2 separate regions of the Homo sapiens genome follow, and region 2 is linked to region 1. A link is a contact called in ENCODE Hi-C or POLR2A ChIA-PET data. All regions are on one chromosome and are shown on one strand. The core of a region is the stretch at or near the end of the contact, and the rest is flanking DNA. Distances in the headings are between cores, read along the strand shown.

Evidence for each region. A loop is a pair of places that touch in the nucleus more often than their neighbours do. ChIA-PET counts read pairs that join two places held with the same protein, here RNA polymerase II (POLR2A). Pooled maps may share reads with other maps.
Region 2: a loop to region 1 is called in a map of B cell, with 7 times the contacts of the local background. The contact joins two enhancer-like sites. A Hi-C loop is called at or near these places in 3 of 168 maps with a recorded cell type or tissue (B cell, CD14-positive monocyte and PC-3), 2 of 37 single-sample maps with no recorded cell type and 6 of 50 pooled maps. POLR2A ChIA-PET finds 5 or more read pairs at or near these places in 1 of 52 experiments (activated B cell).

Annotation. Positions count from the first base shown.
Region 1 is chr13:50,633,182-50,638,621 of GRCh38, reverse strand. No RefSeq gene overlaps it. Among named protein-coding and RNA genes, the nearest start is that of DLEU1-AS1, 110 kb to the right of the region's middle. RefSeq lists enhancers at 2,255-2,549, 2,946-3,145 and a silencer at 2,255-2,549. Within about 2 kb of position 2,966, at least 4 of the 41 ENCODE cell types and tissues checked have a DNase peak (open chromatin) inside an H3K27ac peak, as active enhancers do; they include B cell, where a contact is called at or near this core.
Region 2 is chr13:50,798,387-50,803,896 of GRCh38, reverse strand. It overlaps a transcript of DLEU7 not described here. Among named protein-coding and RNA genes, the nearest start is that of DLEU7-AS1, 6.7 kb to the left of the region's middle. RefSeq lists enhancers at 2,432-2,531, 2,602-2,651. Within about 2 kb of position 2,421, at least 2 of the 41 ENCODE cell types and tissues checked have a DNase peak (open chromatin) inside an H3K27ac peak, as active enhancers do; they include B cell, where a contact is called at or near this core.

The DNA.
Region 1 (5,440 bases), core at 1,717-4,216:
GTCACTTGGAATAATTCTTTTCTTTGTGGTCAAGCCTACCTTGGTTGCCAACTTGACTCAAAATAAAAGAACTATTTCAAGTGATTTTAAAATTCAGTAACTGGTATGTTCTTGCCACTGCACTCCAGCTTGGATGACAGTGAGCCTCTGTCTCTGAAAAAAAAAAAAAAAATCGGTAATTGGGATATATCCTACAGTCAAAACAACTACAAAAAAAAAAAAAGAAAAGAAAATCTTAAACTGTTTTCAGAAATCATAGTGTTGGTAGTAGTTTTGGTATTGTTATTCTAAAACTGTTTCAGAGACATGGTAAGATAGAAAAAATGGGTGGGTAATTATATGATATTCTAATTCCATCAATCCCACTGTCATAGAAAACTTAGATACTTAGCACAGAGAAAGGAGATATAGATGGAAGATAAAAAAAATAAGACTCTACAGAACTAAATTTGCACTGGAAGTCTCAATATGAACTCTCAATATATTTCATGCTAAAAAAAATCCCAAGAAACAATGAACAACCTAGTAACAATGAATGCTCCCAGTTTCTAGACTGTGGCCCACATACCATTTTTCAGTAAAAGAAACCAAGATTCTCAAGAGAAATATGATTCTAGATCTGAAATACACAAGATGAATCAAATGATTCAAAAGCCAACTCAAATAGGCTCCCACTGGCCAAAGATGTGACATTTATGCATTCAAAAGAACAAAGACGGCCGGGCGCAGTGGCTCACGCCTGTAATCCCAGCACTTTGGGAGGCCGAGGTGGGTGGATCACGAGGTCAGGAGATCGAGATCATCCTGGCTAACACAGTGAAACCCCGTCTCTACTAAAAATACAAAAAAATTAGCCTGGCGTGGTGGCGGGTGCCTGTGGTCCCAGCTATTCGGGAGGCTGAGGCAGGAGAATGGCGTGAACCTGGCAGGCGGAGCTTGCAGTGAGCCGAGATCATGCCACTGCACTCCAGCCTGGGCAACAGAGCAAGACTCCATCTCAAAAAAAAAAAAAAAATAGCACAAAGACTGCAATTAGCTAAAAGATGCAAAATATATTTAAATTCATGACTTCATAATTTTTTTAAAAAAACTCAGTAGTTATCTTCAAATATTTTTCATTATTGAAAACAGACAAATTAAGGGAGAGAATCAAGCACCTATCCTGTCTTCCCCATTAGAAACAGCTCTGAATAACATAACGGTCAATCAGGGAAAGTTTCTCTTTATAGAAGTTATTATTCTGGCTAATAAATGAAGAAGTAACATAGACTAACACCATTTAAAAAATCCCTAATGAATTAACAGAGAACCATATTAATTAATGCCACAAGGATACAATTGACAAAATCCAAACTGTGGGAAACCTTGGCTTATTCAACAGATAAATTGAAAGGACTACATAACAAGAGGTGGAAATAGAACTTATTAATTAATAAAGACTTAGGAACATATCCACTAGTCACAAGATTTCCAGTGATCTCACAAATATAATTTTTAAAGTTTGGTTTATTTGAATCCCGTTTCAAAGAAACTGAACTTTAAAAATTGTATTTATGAGACCACTGGAAATTTGAATACCGAGTTCTCTAATCAGCAGAAACAGATCTAATCAGCAGAAATGGATACTGAAGATTATTCTGAAAATACAGCCCATAAGGAGTTTGCAGAAATCCTTGGGAGGGTAATAGACTTCCCATGATCTATGGGAGGGCTATTGCAGTTCCAAAAGCTTATGTCTAGGTCCTTCCACCCCATAAGCCCTAATACATGCATTAATCACCCTTTTTCACCCTAAGTGACCAAATAACTGATCTGAGGAAGCACCCAGGAGGCTTGGGATATACTCCTGATTGTCATTAGTTACCACATGACTTACGACCGGCACTCAATTTATTTGGTCCTCAGTTACCACATTGGTACAATGAGAATAGCTTCAGGTTCTAAACATGACAATGATTCTATTCTAACTCGTGGTGTTGTGAATTGGTGCAAGGGGTGGGTAACCAGCAGCGAGCAGACTGAAACTCACAAATAGGTCCGCAGGTGATGTGTCCTTTCTTGTGTTGGCATCCCCAGAGAGGCGGACTATGGCCAGAGCAGCGACAAACACACTGAGGGGCCTTGCGGCAAGGGAGACATCCCACTTCCTGTTGTTTTCCATCGTTATAGGAGTGGGGTCTGTCTCTGAATTACAGCCTCTTGGTGTGAGAGCAGTCTGAGAAAATCAATATTTTGGGCTCAGCTACTAAGCTGCCTGAGCTTAGGTTCTAGCTGTTTAGGGGATTGCTAGGAAATGCCAGAGGCTCAGCACCTGGAGGCTTTAGGGGTCCTAAACCTGTGGGAAGTTAGTTTGAGACAGCCACTCCCACTGGAGAAAGGAATGTCCCTGGTCCTATGAGAACTTGTAGCCTCTCCTAGGAGAGGTGGGGCTTTCAGGCTACCTTGGTTGCCAGGCAACCCAGAGAAAGCTCTCAGGCCAGGGTAATTTACATACTCATTCTGCTTGTCTCCACAATTAGGTATCTATGTGGGTAATTTACTTAAACAAAGTTTGACATTTATTCATATTGTTACCAAGCAAAAGGCCTTGCTGCCTGAAGTGCTAGAAACCAATACTATGACACTGGGGTTTTGAGAAAATAAAAGCTTTTTATTGTAGGTCGACCAACAAGGGGACAGAAGTTCAGCTCAAATCTGTCTCCTTGTGCTGACTTTAAGGCAGTATTTTTATTAGAAAAGGGTTAGGGGTGGATTCTGAGATTAACTGGTGATTGGTGGAAGGAAAGGGGAGATCCAGAAAATCCTTGGCACACACAGTTATCTCTGCACGCTTCCTCATGGGTCACATGTTGCAAATTTGGGGGAAGTTAGTGTGAAACATGCAGTGGAAATTTGGGTTGTGACATCAGCAAGCTCGTTCTGCACTGACTCCATTTGGCCATATTGGTTCCAACTGATTTCAGCTAGGTTTGTTATGTTGCAAGCAGAGGGAGTTTCCGCATTTCAGCAAGTTTTTTCTTTTCTTATCTAGTCACTGGTTTCTTTAACTGTTTGGGTCACAGTTTCAATAATACAAAATGTCTTGAGTTTCTAGCATGAGAGAGGAACAAGAGACACAGCAATGAAGAGGCCAGATGGCTCATGGAATTTTCATTCTAGACTATGACATCTCCAAAGTGTCTATAATTTTCTATTCATTTCCCTATGTTTGCTGTAATGCTTTGCCCTAAAGATACAAAAGGGTATGGATTCTTCACTGCATTTTCTCTTATCTCTATCTCTCTGTAACATTTCTTCTTCTGTAAAGGGAACAGATTGGAATTGACAGACTCTAAGGATCTTTTCAGGGCAGAAGTCTTGTTATATGAACGTTACGGTAATTAAAAAGACACCTGGGAAAGAGTCATATGAAAACTGAACTCAGAAGGAGAGCCCTAGGTGGAGGACAATGGGGAACTGGAATTTCTTTGCCCTGATTTCAGAAGCTTCCAGTTGTTTCTGAGATAGCTCTTGAAAAATTGCTGTTAACCTGGTACTCTCTAGTCATAAACATGCTCAGACTTAGGAAGTAGAGTCACAGATGAGGTTCCACAAAATTATAGCGATGCGGGATAGGATACAGGCATGTCAAGACAATGTGACTTTGAAAAGATGATAAGGCCTTTAAGGCCTGGAAGCACCTGATGTGACCAGATCAGAAGGTAATCTTTGGAAATTGAATCCTATCTTATATATCTGTGTTTCTCCCCCATTGATTTTCCTTGAGAATTAATTAAATTCTGAGAGTGCTCTCAGCCTATCACAGCTATGCTAAAGGGAGCCAATGATATTATTCCTACTCAGATTAACTGGGGCATACAATTTTATATTTTGAGGTAAAAGCAAGGCTCTCCACCCCACAGCATCCCAAAGTGCCATGGTCAGCCTCTGCACTCCTGTTAGAGTTTACTCTATACTCTCCAGACCAGGAGCCCCCAACCCCAGGGCCACAGACTGGTACTGGTCTGTGGCCTGTTAGGAACTGGGCCACACAGCAGGAGGTGAGTGACAGGTGAGTGAGAGAAGCTTCATCTGTATTTACAGCTGCTCCTCATAGCTTGCATTACCACCTGAGCCCTGACTCCTGTCAGATCAGCAGGCAGCATTAGATTCTCATAGGAGTGCAAACCCTATTGTGAACTGTGTATGCGAGGGATCTCGGTTGCATGCTCCTCATGAGAGTCTAATGCCTGATGATCTGTCACTGTCTCCCATCACCCCGACATGGGACCACCTAGTTGCAGGAAAACAAGCTCAGGGCTCCCACTGATTCTACATTATGTCAGATTGTATAATTGTTTCATTATATATCACAATGTAATAATAATGGAAATAAAGTGTACAATAAACCAGAATGCACTTGAATCATCCTGAAACCATCTCCCCACCCCGGGTCCATGGAAAAATTGCCTTCCACGAAACTGGCCCCTGGTGCCAAAAAGGCTGGAGACTGCTGCTCTAGATACTCTCTCACTTGAACATATAGAATTATCAGATGGGGCAACTCTGCTCTACCAGGACAGGTTTCCCAAACTCCAAATGCAGAGAAGGAATGGCTGGGGGTCTAGAATCTTTTCCCTCACAAGACTTCAGAACTCTTTCTGCAAACTTCTTCACTTCGTCTCTGAGCTTTGTGTACTAACAGAAAACTAAGGTGATGGAAAAGGGCAAGGAACTAAGACAGGTGACAGAAAAGGGCAAACAGCGTGTGCTCACCTTGCACTTGCTCAACTGAGAAGGTTCAGCCAAGGGACTCATGAAGAACAGAAGGTATCTAACCCAAAGTGGCTTTTGACTTTTCCTAGACTGAAAGGAGCTGGCAACTCCACCAGCTAAACATGGATTTAGGCACAGACTCATCATCCAGCATTCTGTCACCCACTCCAGGGCCTGACCAGCACACTTAAGGAGGTTCCATGGAAGTGACCAGGGTGTGGAGAAAAAGCAGAGTGGAAGGCAGAGTGGGTGCTGGACCAGCTGGTCTCTAGACTGCAGAGCTATGAGACTTCCTGGCAGTCTTAAGTCTTAGAGCATTGGCGTTTCATTTCATTTAGAGGCCGACTTCTTCCACATCATCTTCAGAAACAGGAAAGGAAGCTGGGCACTGTGGCTTATACCTGTAATCCCAGATGCTCAGGAGGTTGAGGCAGGAGGATCACTTGAGGCCAGGAGTTTGAGACCACCCTGAGCACATAGCAAGACCCCATCTCTATTTTACACACACACACACACACACACACACACACACACACTAAAAATAAACTTCAAATATTAAAAATGGGAAAGGATTGTGTTCTCTTTACTCTCTCTGTCATCTCTGACTACATTATACTTTTATAATTAGTGAACCACAAAATAATCACATAGCTTCAACAGGAAGTTGAAGATGTAAAGGAATTCT
Region 2 (5,510 bases), core at 1,172-3,671, 170 kb before region 1:
AAATCTCAGAAGTCATAACAAAAAACTGATGAATCTGACAATATAAAAATAAACTGGGCAAAAAATTTGCAGCTCACATAGTAGACTAGCACTGTCAATGGAAATACAATGTAAGCTACACGTGTAATTCTAAATTTTCTAGTAGTTAGTGTAAAAAGTAAAAAGAAGTCTGTTTTTTAAAGAAATGCATCACCTTTTTTCTTTAATTAAAGAAATTAATTTTAGTAATATGTTTTATTTAATTTGTCATATCAAAAATAATTTTATTTCAATAAGTAATCAATACAAAATATTATAAATAAGATATTTCTATTCCTTTTTGTTCCAAGAAATCTGGTGTGTATTTTATAATTACTGTGCATCACAATTGGAACTAGCCACATTTCAAGTGTTCAAGAGCCACATGGGGCTGGTGGCTACCATATTTGACACACTTTAATGGGTTAATTTTATTAATGTAGAATATTCTAATATAGAGAGAATTATATCAATAAGGAAATGTCTAACAACCTAATAAAAAAGGGCAAAGCATTATTAATTCACTAAAGTTGAGAGAATTTCAAGTTAAATTATCAGAAAATATTACTTCACATCAGATTGACAATGATCAACACATTCTATAACATGCTGAGTCCATGAGGAAGGGGAGAGTGAGTCGTTTCACACACTGATGGTTAAAGTATAAATTCGTACAATCTTAGTTGAGGGAAATTTGTCAATATCTATCAAAATGACAAATGCACATACCTTTGACCTAGCAATTCCAATTTGAGGAATGTTTCCTACAGATGTATTTGCAAATGTGTGAAATGATTTATGTACCAATGACCTGTTAGGCTATTGGTTATACATGTAAAAATCTGAAACTGCCTAAACGTTATCAATAGGGAACAGGTTAAATAAATTATGAAACATTACACAATGAAGTGCCGTGTGATAAAAACTAATAAGAAAATATATTATGTAATAATGTAGAAGCCTATTTAAGCTCTATTGTTATGTGGATAAAAAGACAAGGCACAGATAAGTATAAATAGCGTGGTCCCAACTGTGTAAAAAAGTACATGTACATGTATGATATACACATGTACAGACATATAAAACATATCTGGAAATATCCATATATAATTAGTAATTCAGGTCGCCTCCTGTGAGGAGAACTGGTTGTCTCAGTGACAGAGATAAGAGGGAGAGTTACTCTTTAGTGTATATCCTTTTGTGCCATCCAAGTTTAGTACCCCAAATATGTATGACCTATTCAAAATTAAATAAAATATTTAAATTAGTTTTTGAGGGCATTGAAACAAGAACAACCATGGAGAAAATTTTATTCAATTTTTGATATATATTGCATTTTCTTCATTTCTGCTTAATATTTCTCAACATAGCTGTTGACATAGGTACTGTCGCTTTCTAAATGAAGACACCAATATGAAGAACATGGGCTTGCTATCTAAGAATTTCATTTTTGGCTCCAGCTTTCTTGAGAGTCAGGAGCACTAATTAAATGGTTTTGCTTAGTTCTTTCTTTCTGACCTACTCTGTTTAGTGGAACCAAATGGGAGGTATTTCCAAATCATAATCTCTTTCACCAATTGCTCTCTTAACTTGATTGTACCTTCCTGGGTGGAGAAGCATCAGTTGGGTTTCTATTGAAATCAACAAGTGCCCAGTTCCTCAGAGGCCAGCCACTCTGGATTAAACTGCATCAGGCCTGTTCCCAGAAAACTAAACTAATGGGCTTGTGCCTTTTTTTTTTTTTTTTTTTTTTTTTTTAGTGTATAGAGGCTCCCTTGTTCATTTTGCCTTGTCTCTCTCCTGAAATCCTGGCTGGTTCCAAGTCCTGACTACCCCCATGAGGAGAATCACAGCCCACCTTTAGTGGCACTGATCCAAGCGGGCCTTCCTTGCCCACCTCCAGACAACTAAGGCATTGGCAACACAGCATCTGGCACAGATTCTCTGCAGGCAAGATTATTATACCAATTGAAAATGGGGTTACAATGGCCAATTGGAGTTTGAGGCATTTAAAAGGTAATAATAAATCTATTGGCAATTGAATAGTCATTAATAACACTACCATGGAAACAGATTGACATAGATTTCTCAGATTCTCATGAATTCAACTTTGAACTCCCTAACTTGGTGTAAACAAAATGATGTTGTGGTTTGTGGTGGTACAAGGGCGCGCTGAGGTCTCAATGTTGGATCAGAGTTTTCCAGAATCTACATATATGCTCCTTGGAAGGTAATTTAAAATCATGTAAAATCTCAACCAACAGTGCAGTGCAAGGTGCTGAGGGCTCCCTGTGCACCCCGTGAAAATGGCCAAGGCATTGAACGAAAGGGATTAGGTATTTCCATGCCAACCAGTGGAGGTCAGTGTTGAGTCGTCAATCTCTTGCCTTAACTGGATGCATTATGTTGCCACAGTAGACCGGTCTCTGCTCAGAAAAGGGATACTCAAAAATGAAAATGTGGGGCTGATGACACTTCGAAGTATGAACAACAGCTCCGTGCTGCTAAAGAATGGTCACCTGGAATAGCTGAAAACATCTGAAGCGACCTCAGGAAGGGTTGCTGCACTGGGAGCAGGTGGATGGAGGGGTGACGGTGTAGTTATGCAGCTTCAGCTACCGAGAGCTCACTTTGCCTTTCAAACCGACTCCCCTCCCAAATTCCTCTCCACTGAGAGGTACTGGGATCCAAGATGAGCATGTTGGTCTCTTTATTAGCTAAGCGAGTTTTGAAAAAGCAAGGAGAGGACAGCTAAAGTTGCTTCCCAAGAGTAAAGGGACCTTCTTGTAGACAACAACTTTTTCTGTAGAGTCACAATCCTCATTTCTATGAAATGTGAAAAGCCTCTTCAAACATTCATTCCAAATTGAGAGTCAGCCCCACTGCTGGCTTGCTAGTGGTCACTCTCAGAGTGGGCCTTCCTTATTAATCTCTAGATACTGTCCACATGGGGAAACATAAAGTGTGAGGGAAGAGCCTAGCACTGTATGCTGCAAAACTAACCACTAAAACACCAGGAAAACATAAGGAGACAGAAAAGTCCAAGAGGCCATTGAAATCTCTGTACTTTCTTCACCTCGCCTCTCTCTTCTCCCTAAGGGCTGCAAGCTTCCTCTCCATAATTCGAGGATTTAGGGTATAAAGCACCAAGCAGAGTATTTGTCCAAAGCAAATATTTAAGCTCCTGGACATTCATTCAGCACGATTATTTTGGTCTTCATCATGATTAACGTGATTTGGCTGGAGGGGAGGATGGGCAGAAGTTTTAATGTGCGGGAAAACCCCTGAGGTTCTATTTTTAGATGCTTATGTTCTTCCTCAAAGGGCAGCCTAGGAGGAGTGAAGGCAGCTCTGTTTGTTTAATGCCAGGGGGTATAGGTAGCAATTAGCAACTTAAAATTATCCTCAGTGAGGAGGCCCCTTCATTCCTCAGGGTGTGGTTCCTGTTCAAAGCTCAGATATACAAAGTGTATTTTTTGAAACTGAAGGGGAAGGGGTGCTTTCCCACTTTCTGAATTTGGTATTCTGTTTTACATTTTGTCGGTATTTTTGAATATTTTAAATCTATTTTTTACACTCAGTCAACCGGGCTGAGCATTAGCCATAGATAGGACTCTTCTGATACAAGTACTATGTGCTTTAACTTCCAGATGCCACCTCTGTCCTTTTCATACCATGAGCTTTTATTCTCTTTTGCCCTTTCTTACACTACTTTCTATTTGTCACACTCCTTTCTTTGTGCTTTCTTAATCTGCCACCCTCAGCAGAGGCATCGTACCCAAATGCTGAAATTCTATTTATTCTGCAAACTTAGTTCAAATGTCATCTCCTGCATGAAGCCTTCAATGCCCCTTGCCAATCTTTCTTCACAGGCAAAATTAATCATTCCCTTCTCCATACCCCCAGAGTTCTGTGTACAGTTTGATAGTGTCTACACACATATATGTGGACATCCAGTAGTTATGCAGCAAATCTTCAGCAACGCAGGACAGATAATCTAAAACTTCTACTGTTGCTATTGAGAGAATGAAGACAATGCAATACAGTTAGCAATCACAGAGTAAGACTCCAACATAAGCAGAGGAAAGAGAAGTATCTAAATAGAAAGTTGTAATTGCTGCCCACAAACAAGAGGGTCCTAATATAATACCACTCCCTTCCATAATAGTGAAGAGAGGAAAAGATATTTTGTAGCAGTCGTCTTGTAGAGTCCATTTTAAGGCAGCCCCACTAAGTTTCTGCATGTGCCCGAGACCTGCTACTACAGTAGCAACTAGGAATGGAAACTGCTGGTGCTACAGAAATGCTGTTATTAAAGGATCTAGAGTTTAGAATCTAAACTACAATGTCAAAGCTTTTTACAATTGCAGAGACGCACAATTGTCTGTATAAAAATCACTTTGCTACAAGGCAGTTAGTTACTAATCTGACCAACCGGCTGGAGTGAAGGTGAGACATGGACCAAAGTGGAATAGAGAACAGGATCAGCAAATAGCACAAACCCGTGAAATGCAATAGAATACAAGAAATCCACATAGGAACAAGGCAAGGGTGTTTTACACGGCCATTTCTGCTGAGGATTGTATCAATGCATTAATGAAGAAGGGCTTGCAGTGAGTCCAGATTGTGATTATCTCTGTGTTATTTGAAGGTTGTAATATGCATATATGTGTGCATGTGTGTAGGAGGATAAAACTGTTACTTCTTCACCAGTCCACTGCCCTACCCCAACCAAGGCAAAGCTCATTGTTTGTGGTTAGCTGACTCAGGGAGAGGATGTATTAATCAAAAGCAGAGAATAGGGACCCTGTTCTGGCTTTTGAGGTTTCAAAAACATAACCCAGGGAAAGGCAGGGAAAATTCGGAGCAAAGATCCTCACTTCCAGGAGAAAGATAAAGCTTCTCCAGCTTGGGTGAAAGAGGAGAGTTGGAGGAGAAGCAAGAAGCCCTGGACAGTGGCATGCCTTTTCTGCAGGTGGAGTGAGGAGGGAAGGAGGCCCACACAGGTGAGTGGGTCCCAAGAGCTAGGGGGAACCAGGGTTCCAGAATACAGAAGGCTCCAGGAGCAATGGCTGTGTGCACTAGTGCTTTGACAGTCTCCTCGAGGTTCCAGCACTCTGATACAGGGAGTGACCAGCGGAATTGTCCTGCTTATCATTTCTAGAGTGGCCTGGAGGTTGACATGAGACCCGGACAGCCTCAGAGAGTTTCTCTTGCCTCACTGCATGTTGGGAGCAGCCAAATAGCTTGCATGAGCTCAAGAACAGCCCAAATATAGTACAAAGAGTCCCCAGGCTGGACAAGGCCCTGCACACATGATTTAAGGATTGTGGGTGGAGACCCAGAGAGATGGAACAATGGGAGCTGGCATCATCAGGTGAGAAAGGACTGAAGGCATTGGACTCCTAGCCCTGTCCCCATGCCACCTTGAACGTCTATGGCATCACAAATTGCCTAGGTGTCAGTGTATGTCCCACTGGACAAAGGGAACT